2 separate regions of the Homo sapiens genome follow, and region 1 is linked to region 2. The links are chromatin contacts, found by Hi-C in ENCODE. All regions are on one chromosome and are shown on one strand. Each heading gives the region's core, a stretch centred on a gene start or an enhancer-like site at or near the end of the contact. The rest is flanking DNA. Distances are from core to core; before and after follow the strand shown.

Region 1 (3,192 bases), core at 511-3,010, 2.8 Mb after region 2:
GTCTAAATGGCTTACTTTACCTCCAACATTTTGGGAACATGGGTATTAAAAAAAGACTAGGGCAGCCACATTAGAAATTGTGTCACTGCTGGTTAAAAATATTCAGGGATTCAGGATTTTCCCGTAAGTTAATCAATTATAATTATTCCCTTACACTTGCCAGGGGTCAGTCTTTTTTTTTCAAACCAAGGAAGCATCCTCACCTGGAGAGATTTGAGCGACAAATACTGAAGTCTCAGGCCCACGGGAAAGCAAGCAAACAGAAAGAGAAGATGGCGTTCTTGCCTGGTATCCGACCACTAAGCATGTACTCCATTCACGCAAGGATTTGGTGGTTCCTAAAAGTAAATACTGTGTCTCTGATATGAATAAAACTACAATTTCTTCTCAGATATTTTACACCTCAGTGTGATTGAGTTTAGTTGCTTCCCTGAGCCAGGGTGAAGAAAGACGTGTGTGTGTGTGTGTGTGTGTGTGTGTGTGTGTGTGTGTTGTGGGGTCAGGGTGAACTAGGTGCGTGTGTGTGTATGAATCCGTGTGTGTGGTGGGTTTCATGAACTAGAATCTGTGTGTTTGTGTGTGGGTGTGTTGGGTCGGGGTGAACTTGAATCCGTGTGTGTGTGTGTTGTGGGGTCAGGGTAAACTGGAATGCGTGTGTGTGTGTGTTGTGGGGTCAGGGTGAACTGGAATGCCTGTGTATGTCTTTTGTGGGGTCAGGGTGAACTGGAATGCCTGTGTATGTCTTTTGTGGGGTCAGGGTGAACGGGAATCCGTGTGTGTGTGTGTTTGGTCAGGGTGAACTGGATAACTGGAATCCGTGTGTGTGTGTGTGTGTTTTGTGGGGTCAGGGTGAACTGGAATCCGTGTGTCCGTGTGTGTGTGTGTGTGTGTGTGTGTGTGTGCGTATGCTGTGGGGTTGGGGTGAACTAGAATCCGTGGAAGTGCTCAGTCTCTCCCGTGTTTGACTGACTCCCGGCCGCATACCCAGTCCCTGACACACGGGGGCGCACAACAAATATTTCCCGAAAGATCCAGGAGCAGCATCTCCACCAGCAAGCTGGGCTGCTGGGTGGGTACTTCCTTCAAAGCTGAGGGAGCGTCCTACGCCCACGCGCGCAGGAGGGCGCCCCCCGCAAAGCAACGTCTAGGAGACCACAGTGGATGCCACAGCGGGCCCGAAGCGGATCAGCCTTGTGGGGTACGCATGCTAATGTAGGCGTGGAGTCCCCCAGGGGGACGCCAGCAGTTCCAGCTGGGATCCAGGTTTCGCTAGGGGAGAGCCTCTGGCTATGGGAAAGGGGTCTCCGAGTTGATGTGAAGGCCCAGGTCGAGGTGTACACTGGGGGCGGGGAAGTGGAGGTGACCACACGAGCGCCCCATCACTGAGCGCCGCCGCGAAATCTGCGCTCTTTGGGTCACTTGGAGCGCGGCCAGTTTGGCAGATTTGTTTTTTTCCCGGAACAACCCGCGGCGGCTCGGCTGTCCCGGGAAACTGCAAACTTTGCTGTGCGCGTTCTCCCGCGCGCGGGCTCAACTTTGTAGAGCGAGGGGCCAACTTGGCAGAGCGCGCGGCCAGCTTTGCAGAGAGCGCCCTCCAGGGACTATGCGTGCGGGGACACGGGTCGCTTTGGGCTCTTCCACCCCTGCGGAGCGCACTACCCCGAGCCAGGGGCGGTGCAAGCCCCGCCCGGCCCTACCCAGGGCGGCTCCTCCCTCCGCAGCGCCGAGACTTTTAGTTTCGCTTTCGCTAAAGGGGCCCCAGACCCTTGCTGCGGAGCGACGGAGAGAGACTGTGCCAGTCCCAGCCGCCCTACCGCCGTGGGAACGGTAACTGCAGCCCCCACCTCGGCCGGCGCCTCTCCAGCCCGCCGGCCGTGCGCGCCTTGCCTCCCTCCTTCCTGCCGGCTTCCTAGTTCCCCCCTGCGCCCCCAGCGTGGTCTAGGGGAGCCTGGTTGAGTGGGACTGAGTGGCCCCGACGGCCTGCGCTGAAACTTTGGGAAGAGGGCCCGTTCCGCTCTCTCCATCGCTTGCCTTGCTCAGCTTGTCCTCCCTTCCCTCCTAGCCGGGGGGCTAGGGGACACCTCGTACTATTCGAGATTTAGGAGAGGAGGGCTCGTGATCTGGCACAGCGGCTAACAGCGAGGGCTCCTTTGCCTGCGTTCCGGTCCCCACCCCTTGCCTGCCGGCGGTGGGACCTCAACCCTCTCTCTGTTAAATGGGAACCACGGTGATCCCCGCAGACTGTTGGCGGGGATGGACAGAGTTGATTATGGTACGCGTTTCGCGGCAGTGGCTCTGTCAAGTCTGAGTACACTGGAGCTGAGCGTCCTTGCTGCAGGGCTCTTAGAGGGACCTTGAGGAGGTGGAAACCAGGCAGGAGACATTTAGACGTGTGGAGTGTTAGGCTCCAGGTGACAGCTTTGCGGTTTATGGAGCAGTAAAATTACTTGTGGGTGATTGTGGGTGTATCATTTCCAGATCTTTATTCTTGAACTTCTGGGCTCCTGGGCTAGTTGACGTGGCCCTCCCTGTTGTCTCAACTTACAGGCTATTTCCTCCTTTTGGGTCTCGCCGGCCTGACCTTCACCCTTGGTACCGCCATTGCCTAGATTCACAGTCCACCTTCTGCCACCTGTAAACTGTGTGGCTTTGGACAGGTTACTTAACGTCTCTGAAGAAGCTAAAGTTTCTGCAATAGCAAAGTAAAGGCCCTGGTCTAGCAGTGCCATGAGCCTTGGGTGACGCAGCGGAGCGCTTGAGTGCCCAGCAGAGCCTCCCTTTCCCCCTCCCAGCTGCTAGAGGCAAGAGGGGGAGGTTTTCAGGTCTTCTCTGTGTGCCCTTTAGGAAGATTTTTATTTGGGCAAGAAGTGAGTCACAAATTGTATGATGTCACTTTTCAGGGGAAGCAGCTGCAGTCCATTTCCCCCTTCATGAAAGTAAAAAGTTCAGACAATAGCTGGGCAGTGACTTCTTACCCAGCTGTGTACCAGTTGCCCCAACATGTGGGCTCCTGTTCAACATGTTTAGAAATAATCACTACAGGAACTTTTTTTCAGTCTCTACAAAATCTTTTTAAAATATGGATGTGGTTTTTAAATATCGGCAAAGGTTGACAGTTGCATATTATCTTAGTCTCGTGGGCAGTGGTGATAATGGGAATATTTCTTGACTATTTAGATTGTGCCACCTAGC
Region 2 (3,013 bases), core at 46-2,545:
CTGCAGGAATCCCACCACCAGAACCGCAGTCAAAGCTTACAAAGACTCAAAGGAGAGACGCGGAAAGGGGGGAAAAATCAGAATGGGAAGGCAGGTGGCAGGGGAAAAAGATTGAGGTCCTGCCCTGGTGGTAGGGGCTCATCTTTTCCTTTTATAGGTGAAGGTGGAAAATGATTTTCTGAAGTTCCCGAATTCTCCTCCCTCCAAAGGCCAAGGAGTGAAAGTACTTAATAGGAACTTGCGGAGGCGTGGTCAAGAGCTCCGTTTTGCCGGAGTTAGGAGCTCCGCCCCGAGGTCCCCGCCCATTCCCCGCTGGGGTCCTCCCGGCCGGGCTGCCTCTGGCTGGGTTAGGGCGGCCTGTAGAGCGGCCTCACCCCACAGGGAGCCTCACGGGGGCGGGCCGCCGCCAGGCCAGCCCGGAAAAAAACCGCCTTCCAACGGAAGCGGCCCTGAGCCCCGCTCGCCATTTCAGCGCTCTGTCCCACAGGGACCGTCCGGCCCGGGTCCGGCCCACTGGTTGGGGTCCACGGACTCACCTCACTTTGCAACTAAGGTCAAAAATAAGCATTCCCTGGGGCACGGGCGGCCAGGCTATTAACACCCTTCCGCCATGACCCAATTCGGAAGTGCCAAATGCAACTTCCGGGCAGGAGAGGGAATTTCGGAGCCCTAAACTGTTGTCCATCTCCGTAAGTGACCAGACGTCTCAGTAAAATAAGGGCCAGGAAACTGGACGTGTAATCCGGAGTATGAATTAACTTGTCTAACATGGGATGTGTGGTCACCCACGGTACCTCTTTGGGCTTACTTACAGATGCATCCCTTCCCAGACGGCTCAGCTGTTGCCCCGGGTAACGGTGAGACTGGCGAAGGAAAAAAATCTACGTCACCCTGGAAACAGGAAGCCAGGAATCTCCTTTTGCCATTATCAGTTATGGCCGCCTTAGCTTCAACAGTAACTTCCGATCGGGGAGTTGTCACTCTACCCTGCTGGAGGCTTACTCTGTAGCCCGGCTAGCCAGAGGCGCCCAGTGGGCGGGAGACGGCGTAGAGGAACTGAGGAAAGGACAAGGGCGGAGAGAGAGAAGCTGGCGGCACTGCCCGTCTCTGATTGGGCAGCTTCTCTTGCCCCGGTTCCGCCCATTTTTCTTGCCTAGCGAGTGACGGGCCCACGGCAGAGGGGTGGGGCGGGGAGGCTGGAGCGAGAGTAGTGGCGGGGCGGGCGGGGCGGGGCGAGTGGGGGAGGGGCGGGCGGGGGGCGGCGGTTGGGCAGCGTCGCTTCTTAGGAGGAGGAGGAAGAGGAGGAAGGAGGGCGAGCGAGGAGGATGGCGGAGTCGGGGCTCCTGACGGTAACTCGGGGCCGATGAGGCGGAGGGTGTCTGTTGGTCGGTTCTTCCTGCCTGCCTTCCTGTCCGTCGGGCAGTCGGGCTGGCTGTCGGTAGGGGGAGGCCCCGTGCGCCCTGACAGGCGCGAGCCGGCAGCGCCGGGGCGAGGCCCGAGGGGCCGGGGCCCTGGGAGGCGCCGCCGCCGCCGCTTTCCTGGTTGCTGTCTCCGGGAGTGCGGGGCCCTTGGAGCCGGCTCGCGTGGGAGCCTGCAGCCCGGCGCGGAGAGGAAGGCGGTCGGGTGTGACAGCGGCCGGGGCCGGGCCTGCGGCGGCGGCGGCGGGCGGCCCGGACAGCGCCTGGGCGACGGCGAGCCGGCGCGAGGGCGCGGGCCGGGGGCCCCCGGCGGACAGTCTCTCTCCTCTCGGCTCCCTGGGCCCCCGGGCCCAGTCCGCAGGGCGCCCCGAGTCGTGTAAATCGTTGGCGAGGGCCCGGGCGCAGCGGCGGTCATACAGGGTGGGGTCTCTTCTCGCCCCCTCCCTGGAGTCCACCTTGCTCTCCCGTTCTCCTCTCCCTAAAAACCCTTGAGTGAAGAGTGCTGGATCGGCTCTGGGTGTGTTGCCTAGCGAAGCGAGTTGTAGCCCTTCGAGACCGCCTCGTAGAACATGCCCGATGGCAACCTCTCCCCGTGATAGCACAGCTTTTAGGGAGAGAGGAAAAGTAGTCTCACTCTTCCCCGACTTCCCCAGGCTCATAACACAAGAGGCTTTGGGGCAAGACGATTTTTCCCCCAGCACCTCAATATCCATTGTTTTTGTACCATCCCCCTCCCCCCATGCCTAGGTGGAAGAGTAATGACTCCAAAGCATTAACTTGCCTTTCTCTTTATTTCTTTTCTTTCTTTTTCTTTTCTTCCTTCCTTTCTTTAAGCAGGCAGTTTGTGTTATTGTGGAATTATGGATTTACAAACAGGTGGAATAAATACCGATTCGGGAGCTAGAAAGAAGATGCTTTGTGTGTGTGTTTAAGCCCTTACAGTTGGCAGTTTGATTTTTCTTGTCTGTTGCTTTGTATCGTAATGGGGGTGATGAGAATAAAAGAGGAAGCACTGTTTTGCAACCTACCCAAAGAAATATTTTCGAAGTCTCTGGGGATGCTGAAGCAAAATTAGGTTGCAGATGTGGACTGTATAGTATTTGCCTCCAGCGTGATAACTACCAGCAGTGTCTAGGCTTACACCTGTGCCATTTCGTATACTTTTCTTAGATACCGAGTGCGTCTAGTTTCTACTCAAGAGGGACTACTATATCAAAAGCTTTTTGTTACGGTTTTCAGAATCCTAAGGTACATTTGTGTAACCAAGTGTTTTTGTAACTAAATGCAGCAACACCACTGAAAAATAGTTTTAATTTTAAAGACCTCAATTTATTAGTGTACTTACTAATCTTTACCCTCATCCTCCATGCTGTGGACTGTAGAACTGTTACTGTGTACTTGAAGAGACTTAGCTATTGCATCCAATTTGTAACATTCAGTAAGGTTATATTTATAATTTGAATTTATCAAGTGTTGATGTTTTGCTGTGTGACAGTGAAAAGAATTTTAGGAATAAAGTATGCAAATGACCATTCGCCACATATGGAACTTAGACTGAGTATGATAAGCCTTTTGTCTTTATTTGGACATAAAGT

Evidence for each region. Hi-C counts contacts between places; a loop is a spot of excess contacts on that map. Pooled maps may share reads with other maps.
Region 1: a pooled map shows a loop between it and region 2 (17-fold over the local background). The contact joins the promoter of CASP7 here to the promoter of SHOC2 in region 2. A Hi-C loop is called at or near these places in 2 of 37 single-sample maps with no recorded cell type and 9 of 50 pooled maps.

The regions. Positions count from the first base shown.
Region 1 is chr10:113,678,152-113,681,343 of GRCh38, forward strand. It overlaps CASP7 (caspase 7), which reads left to right and starts at 1,761. Exons shown (of 7, transcript NM_001227.5): 1 at 1,761-1,827. RefSeq lists an enhancer at 2,347-2,636.
Region 2 is chr10:110,918,309-110,921,321 of GRCh38, forward strand. SHOC2 (SHOC2 leucine rich repeat scaffold protein) reads left to right here and starts at 1,296. Exons shown (of 9, transcript NM_007373.4): 1 at 1,296-1,349. It overlaps BBIP1 (BBSome interacting protein 1), which reads right to left and starts at 872. Exons shown (of 4, transcript NM_001195305.3): 1 at 813-872. RefSeq lists silencers at 206-365, 1,216-1,655, 1,666-1,755 and enhancers at 497-1,036, 726-925, 946-995.